Regions from separate parts of the Homo sapiens genome. Here region 1 is linked to region 2. The links are chromatin loops, found by intact Hi-C in ENCODE. Cell type or tissue: tibial artery. All regions are shown on one strand. Links, peaks and the distances in the headings refer to the core of each region. The heading gives the core; the rest is flanking DNA. Region 1 has its middle 540 kb from the start of MIR504. Region 2 has its middle 33 kb from the start of FGF13-AS1.

Evidence for each region. A loop is a pair of places that touch in the nucleus more often than their neighbours do. Peaks named below come from ENCODE experiments on the same cell type or tissue, not always from the same donor. Only the 100,000 strongest peaks of a DNase experiment are listed, where the experiment ranks them.
Region 1: a loop joins it to region 2, with 9 times the contacts of the local background. A loop is called at or near these places in 63 of 110 quality-filtered maps.

The regions. Positions count from the first base shown.
Region 1 is chrX:138,126,248-138,131,632 of GRCh38, reverse strand. No RefSeq gene overlaps it. Among named protein-coding and RNA genes, the nearest start is that of MIR504, 540 kb to the left of the region's middle. In tibial artery, for the core only: no CTCF peak of the experiment used is centred there; a DNase peak (open chromatin) is centred at 3,282.
Region 2 is chrX:138,742,628-138,748,012 of GRCh38, reverse strand. It overlaps a transcript of FGF13 not described here. Among named protein-coding and RNA genes, the nearest start is that of FGF13-AS1, 33 kb to the right of the region's middle. In tibial artery, for the core only: a CTCF peak has its summit at 2,558 (motif pointing right); no DNase peak of the experiment used is centred there.

The sequences.
Region 1 (5,385 bases), core at 184-5,183, 620 kb after region 2:
AAACAGGAATCTGAAAATGTTGCTTTGCAATAAGGGGTCATTTGCTTTCCAGTATTTGGCAATAAGATCATATGAAAATGAAACACAGATGTTAATCAATCAAAACCTTAGAGAAAAGAAGATAATTTCTTCAAGCCAAGATGAAGTAACAAGAACCATATTTACCTGCCCACATGAAGCAATTAAAAAAAAAAACGTGGAAGTATATGAAACAATGGTATTCAAGACACCAGAAACATCAAATAATGAAAGACAATGGAAGAGATGGAAAACAAATAAAGTGAGCCTTATGATAAACCAATTTGTTGTCTTGAGAGAATTTCCAGGCTGTAGAGCAAAAAAAAAAAAAAAAAAAAAAACGAAACATAGGCAGAGCCTGGAAAACCCTTTGAGTTAAGGAAACAGAACTGAGAGCCCAGGGAGTCCATAGCTGCTAGAGTTCCCATGATAGCCAAAGAAGAGAGAGCTATACAGAGAAAGAGTCCTGGAGATTAAAGAGAGTCCTCCTCAAGTATTCAGCAGAGCACGCATGTGAGGAAGTTATCAAGGGCTAGGGGGATGAATTAGCCAGCCAGAGCTTGCATAACAAGTTACTGAAATACAGGCAGCTTAAACAACAGAAATTTATTTCTCACATTTCTGGAAGCTAGAAGTCCCAGATCAAGATCTGGCAGGGTTAGTTTCTGGGGATGGTCACCTACTGGCTTTCAGACAGTAACCTTTTTGCTGTGCTCTCACATGATGCTTTCTTAGTGCATGCAGAAAGAGAGAGAGGGGAAGAGAGAGAGAGAGAAAGGGGGGGAGAGAGAGAGAAAGAGAGAGACAGAGAGGGGAAGAGAGAGAGAGAGAAAAGGGGGGAGAGAGAGAGAAAGAGAGAGACAGAGAGGGGCAGAGAGAGAGAGAGAGAGAGAGAATGTTTTCCTCTTTTTATAAAGCCGCCAATTCTATCAGAATAGAACCCCACACACTTATACCCTCATTTAAACTTATTAGGCATCTGTAAGTTCTACCTCCAAATACAGTCACATTATGGCTTCAACATATGAACTTTGGAATGACACAATTCAGTCCATAGCGGGAGAGAGCCATCTGATAGAATTAAAGGGAGCAGTGTCTCGCAGTTACATAAGACTGGGAATAGTGAATGTTCCCACAAACCAGACTGGAAGATTCATAATTTACAGGTCATTGGATAGAGTACACAGAAAGGTCTAGCCTCAGTAATGATAAGTAATTAGCTCTACATGGAAAAATTCTCTGGATCCACCAAAAAAATTAAAAAAGCAACATGTAAAGGGTCCACACTTTTCAAGTCACTTAACTGTATCCCAAAACAAAGCTTAAGAAGATTTATAGAAATAGAAAAATATTCAGCAACTAACAAAGTAAAATTAACAATATCTGGCCTCCAGTCAAAGATTACCAAGCATCGAAAGTAGCAAAAAAAAAAAAAAAAAAAAAAGCTACGCATAATGAGGATAATTAAATAATTGAAACCAAAACTCACCCAAATGTTAAAAAATAGAAGACAATAATATTACAACAGTTATAACTGTGTTCCATGCATTCAAAAAGTTAAGTAGAAATGTGAGCAATTTAAAAGACACTCAAACCCAACCTCTAGGGATAAAAGGACACAGTGTCTGAGATTAAAAATACACTGGATAAAATTAAGAGCAGAAAAAAAATCAGTAAACTCAAGGACAGAATAATAGAAACTATCCGAAATGAAATACATGGGGAAAAATGTATTTTTTCTCTGAATTACCAAGAACTTTTGAAAAGTTATATTTTATTTGTAGTTGACAAATAATAACTGCACATATTTATGGAGTACAATGTGATGTTTTGATACATGTATACATTGTGTAATGATCAAATCAAGATAATTAGCAAATCTGTCACCTCACACATTTATTATTTTTTATGTTGAGAACATTCAAAATTCTCTCTTCTAGCTGTTTGGAAATATACAATACATTATTGTTAATTACAGTCACCCTACTGCAATAGAACACCAGAACTTATTCCTCCTAACTTTATAACCGTTGACCAATGTCTCCCCATACCTCTTTCCTCCAGCCCTCCCCAGCACCTGGTAACCACTATTCTACTCTCTGCTTCTATGATATCTACTTGAACAGTGTATTTTAAAACTAAAAAGACCATCAGTGAGTCTGGAAATACCCGAAGTAGCCTAATTTATGGGACTCCCAGAAAGAGAGAAGAGAAAGGAAAGAAAACAAATAATTTCTGGAGAGAGGAATGAGATGACTGACTAGAAGTAGCCAGGAAGCACTGCTCCCACCGAGAAAGACAGAAATTGAGTAAACCAACATAATTTGAATAGCTCTTCAGAGAGAAAATGACAATAGTTGATGCAAAAGCCACACAGACACTGCGGCTTAATAGGGAGGAAGCTGGGAGCCTTGTGAGGGGTACCCACATGCTAGGGCTACTTCCCAGCCCCAAATGGCTCCTGGGGAAGGGGTTAGTGAAAAGACTATGGGACTCCCTACTCTCACTGTGGCCCTCTGGGATCCTAGCTGCAGGGAACCCCATGTCCCCCATGGATATTTGAGCTGGCAGAGGGATGTTCTCAGAGAGTAGGCAGAGTCAGGGCTTTAGCCAGCATGGAACCAGAGACCTTTGTGCACGGGGCAGCCATAGGAACACACCCCCACAGGGCTCTACATCTCCTTCCAAAAAGCTCTAGACCCAGTTGAATGCTGGACCTGGAGAAAGTGGGGCCGTCTTCCCTGTGGTACTGGGGCACATCTGTTCTGCACGCCCCCCTGCCACGAGCCCTTCCAAGAGCCACTGCTTGGCTGCCCCACAGGAACATGTGCATGGCACAGTCTCTGATGCCTGGCCTTGGTTCCTTGCTGTACCTGAGGATGTTCCCAGTGGCCTGTTCTCAGACCTCCCAGTACACCCAAAACCTGATGCCAAAGGTCGAGAGGATGGAGCCATGGGCAGGTACCCATGCCCCAGGGCTGCTGCATACAGCTTGAGAGTGCGGAGCCAAGATTTGTGGCTGGCACTTCAGTGAAGGAGGAGCCACACTCTCAGAACACTGAGAAGGGTGACACACGCAGTTTCATGCACTGGCACGGGAGCAGGGTGAGACACCCTACACAGGGCCAGTATGGAGAGTGTGGCCTATCTCCCTGTGGTGGCCTCCACTCAAGGGAGCCTGATAGCCCAGAACACCTAATAAAAGAAATGTGAATACAGTGCCAGTGACAAGAGGCAGCCCCCCCAAGGCCCAGGAGTGGACCTGGTAAGAGGGGGGCATCGGTCTTCCTCATGCAGCGCAGAGCAGAGCTGCAAATGCCAGGAAGTATTAACACAAAGGAGACACGCAGCTAAGAGCCTATCTATGGGCCATTAATCCTAAGCGCCATCTACTGGATCATAGCGCAAACTACAACATCCAAAATAAATTGCAAGTACACCCTCCCTGTGAAAATAAGGGCAAGAATTCAGCCCCAGATGAAGACTGTGTACAGAGTGCTGGCCCTGTGAATACATCCAGAAACAAAGCCAAGTGACTATATTCAAATTACACACCAGTTAAAGGAACACAAACCCTTCCAGGTGAGAAAGAATCAGCATAAGAACTCTGGTAATTAAAAACACCAGTGTCCCCTTACCTCCAAACAAGTTCACTAGCTCCCCAGCAATGGTTCTTAACCAGTCTGAAATGACTTAAATGACAGACACAGAATTCAGAATCTGGATGGCAAGGATGTGCTCATTGAGATTGAAGAGGAAATTGAAATCCAGTTCAAGGAATGCAGTAAAACAATCCAAGAGCAGGTGTCCTGAGAACCCATACATTCCACAGAGGATCTGAGAGCCTAACAAGAAAAAAAGTCTCAGTGTCCAAACACATTAGGAAAAGAGCCAGAAAATTAGCTTAAAAGCAGTTTAGAAATGGGAGACAGCACACATCTCTAGAGCTGTCCTGCGTCTACACAGGAGTGCCCTGTATGTAAATCCTAATAAACTCATCTACTCATCAAGCTGGACTTTTCTGAGTCATTCTTCGGTCTCTCAGTTCCTTTCCAAATTTTTTTGCGGGGGGAGGGAGGTTGCAGTCTCACATTTTTCTTGTAACAGTTGGCATCGCGGACAGGATATGAGAGATCAAATGATGAGTCAAGAAGGGGTCTCTGCTGAGGGAATCCCGGGGTGGTTGGCAATATGCATGTGTGGTGGAGTTGCCCAGATGCTCAACCGTTTTGAGCCACCATGTGAGTACAGGGACATTCGGAAAATGCTGGTGGGGATTGAGGAAATATTGCAGAAAGTTAAAATATTAAAGTATGATAGGAGAGTCAATACCTTGTTGTTGCAATAAGGCCGGCTACTGAGAAATTATTAGAGCAGGAAAGGAAAAAAGGTAGTAACTCCTGCAGAAGTTCAAAGGCATCCCAGGTTTTCTAGGACTCCAGCTTGTTAACTATTCTGGCCCTTTCCTCTGTACATTTTTAAATGCATGGGCAAATTACAGCAAAAGTAAAATCAGAGCTCAAATGGTTAACCTGCAACTATAGTTAAGTCGATTTTTCTAAAGCTTTCCCTCTAATTCTCTCTTTATTCCCTTTTCTATCTGCTTTGAATCTTCTGTTATTAAGCTACTATGTTGAGATAAAACTCACTGTTTATGGTACTTCCAACTCAAGGCCACCGGAGATTTTGTTTTTCTTATACAGTTCAGCCAGTTCTAGCTAAAATGTAAACATCAAAAACTCAGTTGAAACTGTGGGGAAAGAAAGGATAAAAGAGGTTTTTTTTAGAATAAAACTGCTATGGAAACCGTTTCACCCAAAATGTTGGACCATAGCCTTCATTGGATTACCTATAAGGCAAACAAATTTTAATCATGTGAAGAGGTCCCAATTTTGTCAGAAGTAATTTGGGTCCAGCTGTCATTTGTAAAATAGTGAGTTTGTGATGCTGTCTCGTGGCTAGAGTTCTGAGGGAAAAGCTATTGAATATGTGTGTATGTGTGTATACGTGTTTAAATGTGTTTATCTCTACGCACATGTATTAGATGTTGTGTTTAGCATAATCACAAATTGGCTTACAAGTAAATGAGCACTCATAAAATAAAGAAATCCAAATGTCTTTCAAGTTCATGTGAATTTAGTGATCTTTAATAAATAAAACTGGCTTTAAAATTATTGGTAAAATAAAAATAATGTCTTCAGAATTGTCAGCACACATTTTTGTCTGGGTATACTAATTAGATAAGTTTTATATTTGCCTTTACTAGATATTTTAAGGTATCAGGGTTTGACATGAAGTTTATAACACCATAAACCCAGACAAAAATGATCTTTTTGTTTGTGTGATTTTTTGATAAGCAAGACTGAT
Region 2 (5,385 bases), core at 155-5,154:
TTTGAATTCTCTCCCATTCCATCCCTTCAGGTTACTATTCCTGAAGCCTAGAATCTCGTTGGCAGGCAGAGAAGCTCCATTCTCTCCAGGTCAAGCGGACGTCTTCAAGGACTTTAATTTTACCATTTCCAAGGTACCAGGCCTCCAAAAGCTCCCTCAAAGAACCCTTGCCTAGAAGAGAACCAAAAATACTAGAAGCAGTGGAGATGGCCTCATCCTTGGAAACTTTATGACCTCATCCCGCTCTGGCCATCTGATAGATGGGTTGAGAATACAGTGCCAACTGAGATTAAGACCTTTGAGAGGCCATGAAGAAGGGCCTTTCTGAGTGATTCTGTCAGTCCTGGCTAAAGAGGCCTGTGCCCAGGAGACATCAGCCTGGCGTGCCCTTGAAGTGTTTTTCACTCAATGCTATTATTAAGGGACCTTAGTAGCTACTGTGGGAAATAAAGGATTCTGAAGGCAAATTAGTATGTTTATTCCGGAGTTTCTCACATAAAATAGATTTATTTACCGTAGGCTTTAGTTGAACCTTTAGCAAGCCAAATACATAATACTAATTACCAATAGTTTGGTGTGCTGTGCAGTCTTTCACAAACTCACTGATCACAGGACCTTTTCAGTCAGAGAATCTTGATCAGATTATTATTCTCCAAGACTCTCTTTTAGGAAGGGTAACAATGAAGAAAATCATGAAAAAAGCGATTGCTGTGAGATGCACTTTGACTCAAATAATTCCTCCAGGCCTACCCTGCTCTCTCCCTCCCTGAGCCACCTACACATTGGCCCCCAGTAATGCCAAATTCGTTTGGCCTCCTATCTTGGCTGGGCTGCCTTCTCCTGTTAGCATGCCTTTTTCTTGACTGACTTAGAATTTCCATAGGATTCTGTTGTCAGCCTTGTTTCCAGGTTCCATTCTTTCTGATGAGAATTGGTGGGCACACAGATCAGGCCCTTGGGAGTGTCAGAACCTGGTTTGTTCCTAACTCTATCAGGGAGCTTAGAGTCTGCCCTGGTTACGAGGGAAACAGATGAAATCACTTGATACCTTTCAAATAGAGGCTTTGCTTACAGCCCAGGGTAGAGTGCCCTAGGGAGATACTAAGGGACTTGCATACTAGCCATCTTACAAAAGGCTAATTTGCCTGGCCACACTGGCCAAGGAAGAATAATAAGAAGGAAACCACCCCACTGCTTACTGTATGCTGGGCACTGTGATAAGTGCTTTGCATACATTATTCGAGTTCTTACAACCAACCTATGAGATAGACAGAATTTTTGGATCCACTTTACAGAGCAGGAAACTGAGTTTCAAAAATCTGAGGAGACAAGCCCAATGAAGCATAGCTTAGCATAAGCAGAAGAGCACAGGACTCCAGTCTATGCCCTTGTGGCTCTAGGGTCCCTGCTTTTCACTACTTTTCTCTGTTGCTTCCGGGTGAATCTAGGGAGGTGGTGAGGTCCATCTGCATTGTGTTGGTCAAATCAAAGAGTACCTTAGATAGCTATTTGAAATAGTCTCTTTCTGCCCCCTCCTGCAAGAGCCAATTACTTTTAGGAAATAGCTCTGTGGTCAATAGAACTATTTTTTTTTTTATAGACAATGATCTAGGTTCTGGTAGGGAACCTACAACTCCAGTCTTCATCCTCACAACGAGGTGCTAACTTAGATCCTCATCACTGTCACCTGTGTCTCTTAAGAGAGCTCCCTATATCCTATCTTCCTCTTTCCCCCTCATATTCTCCACTCTGCAGCCCAGGTCACCTTTCTGAATGTCATTTGATTCCTTTCTGGTGTAAAACCTAGTCACCATTGAGATAAATCCAAACTCCTTAAACTGGCTTCCTAAATTATTCCCTGCCTATTTCTTCAGTGTGTACCTCCCAAACCCTCTCCTCTGTGCCAAATCTCACCCCTTAGTCTGTGGACATGCCAAACAACTTCCAGTTTCAGCTGTGTCCTGTTTAGTTTCAGGTAATTTCACACTTCTAAATATTCTCCCTCACCAACCTCATCTGCCTTGGGAACAGCTGTTCAATTTTCAATGCTCAGTTCAACTATCACCTGCTGTGTGAAGTTTTTCTGGTTCCCTCTCACCTTCTCTGAGTCTTGCCAGGCCTGGTACAGCCTCAGAGCCTTATATTCTTTAAGATGGCACTGATTGCCTTCTGCAGGTATCTCTCATCTCCAGACAAGCTCCTTCCCCAGCAGGGACTTGGGATTATTTATTCTCGTGTCTCAAACACCCAGAACAGGCCTAATCCATAATGGGAACCCAGGAAATGTTTGCTGAATAAAAGAATGGAAAGGAAGTTTTCCTGAAATAGAGTAAGAATTTGACATTAATTTTGAAATTGGCCAAGAGAATCTTCAAGATAAATGAAATGAATAAGGATTGTAATTTGATTTGTTTTGTCCCTATTGTCGCGAGATGCTAACCTGGAAAAATCTAAATATTTAATTTATCTTTCCATGAAACTCCTGAGAGGAAAAAGAAATTGTTGAAGCCGGGGTTGGTGCCTTGTTGTTGGGAGGATTAGCATGCAACTGAAATACGTTATTTCTCCACAAGGGGGTGCTATGAACACATACGAGGCCATTCTCTTATTCTTCCTCAGAGAGAGAGAGGAACTGCACAAACCAAGTAACTTTTTTATTTTCCCTGCATTGTATACAATTGTGCAAGAATGGAATAACTCTCCACCGTTGCCAGAAAATTATGTATGCCTCGGACAAGGCTTCCTACTAATAAGATTCACACTCACACACATACCCCTAACTCCTTTAAAAGGTTCAGGCATCAAGTTTAAAGATGTATGATTTGTGGTATATCTGGAATTTGTTCATTGACAGATTTAGATGTTATGTAGTATGATGTCAGAAACACAACTGAACAGAATAAAAGCATGCACTATGCTGCTTTTAACTCTCGTATAGGATAGACCATTTTAGAGGAAGACTCATCCAGGTGTCAGAGATATCAGTCAGCTCTTGTCAGTAATAACACGTAGATATAGTAGTACCAGCTGTGTACACTTGTTTAGATTTGTTTCTTATGAAACCATGATGGGCAGCACACATAACACAGTCAATATTTGGGAAAGTTGTACTTTGTGTAACCAGTGGCTTAAGCAAATCAAATCTTGTCTTCAACATCTCATCTCCAGTTTCTACCTTCAGCATATTTTGATGGCCTTGGATTCTGAGTAATATTTTTGAACTGTACTCATGTATGTCTTCCCATTTAGACTCGTTCCTTTAACCCCTGGGCTCTGTGTGTATGTGTGTGTTTTCCATATTTATAACTCCTGCACATGACAAAGGTCCTGATACATTGTAAGGACTCAGTTAATGTTTGTGGATTGCTTCCTTATTGATCTGTTTTCACAAAAATGCTGCCAAAAAATGTCAAGCAGGATAATGATGAGGTTACAAGAGAGACAAGTGAATGGGCAAGAAGAGACTAAGGGTAAAGTAAGAGGACTAACTTCCATTGACTGCTTACGAAATGCCACGCACTGTGCTGAGGACTTTATATAAATATCTCATTTAATTCTTATAAAAGCCCAATAAAGAAATAATTATCACCCCAGTCCCACCACCTGTTTTTGCATGATTGTGGCCATGATATCAAAATAATCAAATAGATGGTATTTGGAGGTATATAATAGTCTTTACCTATGCCTTCCATACATCAGGGCCTCAATGGTGCTTGACTAGGATTTGCACTGTGGGTTAGTATAGTTCATGGGTTGTTATTTGAAGCTGACTCTTGTGTTCATGCAGGAGGGCAGGAATCTTCCTGGCTGTTCTGTCTGCCCCTGTTACCCTCAGTGAAAATGAAAGGAAGCACAGTACATAGTGGTTGACAGGAATGAAGGTTTCCAACCTTCTAACTGTGGTTGGAGAGCTTCCTGTGTGGCATTTCCCCTCCTTCCTGGAACTCTTTAGTATTGTAGGAAATGAGTGACTTGGGCAATTGCGATAGACTTCAAGCAATTGGATTCACTGAAGAACATTTTATGGAGGAGGAGGAGGAGGAACACAAAATCTTGAAAGCTCTGGGTTGAGAGAAACCATCAAGGGTATCCACGTTAACCACTAAGCAAGCTTTTGAATCCCCTGATAGTATTCCAAATTGCCATCTCTGTGACCTTGAACAAAAAACTTCACCTCTCTTAGTGAGTTTCCACATAGGCAAAAACAAAAACAAAAATGAAAAAAACTAAACAAAACCTTCTAGGGTTGTCGTGAAGATCAGAGAGAACGTACTCCTGGAATATATTAGGTACCCAGTACAAGTTTTAAAAATAGACTTTATTTTTAGAGCAGTTTTAGGTTCATAGCATAACTGATCATAAGGTACAGAGTTGACATATACCCTGTGATTCCCTGGATGGCCTCCCCACTAGAAATATCCACCCACTGGAGTGGTACATTTGTTACAATTGATGAACCTATATTGACATGCCCTTATCACCGAAAGTCCATAGATTACATAAGGGCTTGCTCTTGGTGCTGTACATTGTCTGGGTTTGGACAAATGTATAAAAGGCCATTATAGTATCATACAGAGGAGTTTCACTGCTGAAAAAATCCTCTGTGCTCCTCTAATTCATCCCTCCTTCCCCACCAACCCCTGGCAACCACTGATCCTTTTACTGCCTCCATAGTTTTGCCTTTTCCAGAATGTCATACAGTTGGAGTCACATGGAGTAACCTTTTCAGATTGGCTTCTTTCACTTAGTAATATGCACTTAAAGTTCTATGTATTTTCATGGCTTGATAGCTCATCTCTTTTAGCCCTCTTTTATGCCATTGTCTCGATGTACCACAGTTTACTTATTCATTCACCTACTGAAGGACATCTTGGTTGCTTCTAAGTTTTGGCAACTATGAATAAAGCTGCTATAAACATTAGCGTGCAGGTTTTTGTGTGGATATTAGATTTCAACTCATGGGTACTCAGTATTTTTTAAATGAAAAATATATCTGTCCTTACTCCCATAAATTCCTCCTTTCCATCAATTCTTCCCAAGGTGAGGGATCAGTGCATACAAGAGGCCCAATTTGCAGCAAAATGCTCATTAATTAGCCAAGAGGCTGCGGTGGCACAGCAAGTAAACAACGTACTACAAATCTGTTTACAGCGGCTTCTGCAGACATTTTAAAACAATTAAACTGTCAAGGGGGCCTGGAGACAAGAGCTTTGCATTTTAATAGGAAATGATTAAATCTCAGGCATTATTGCCTTCGATGTGTCTAGGCTTTAAGAAGAGGGCAGAGTATTGATTGAGGCCTCCAGGAAGGCAGGAAGCTTACTTGTGCTGCTTGACCGCAATGCAGTGAAAGCTTGGAGATCTGTAACTCCTTGGGCTGGAATT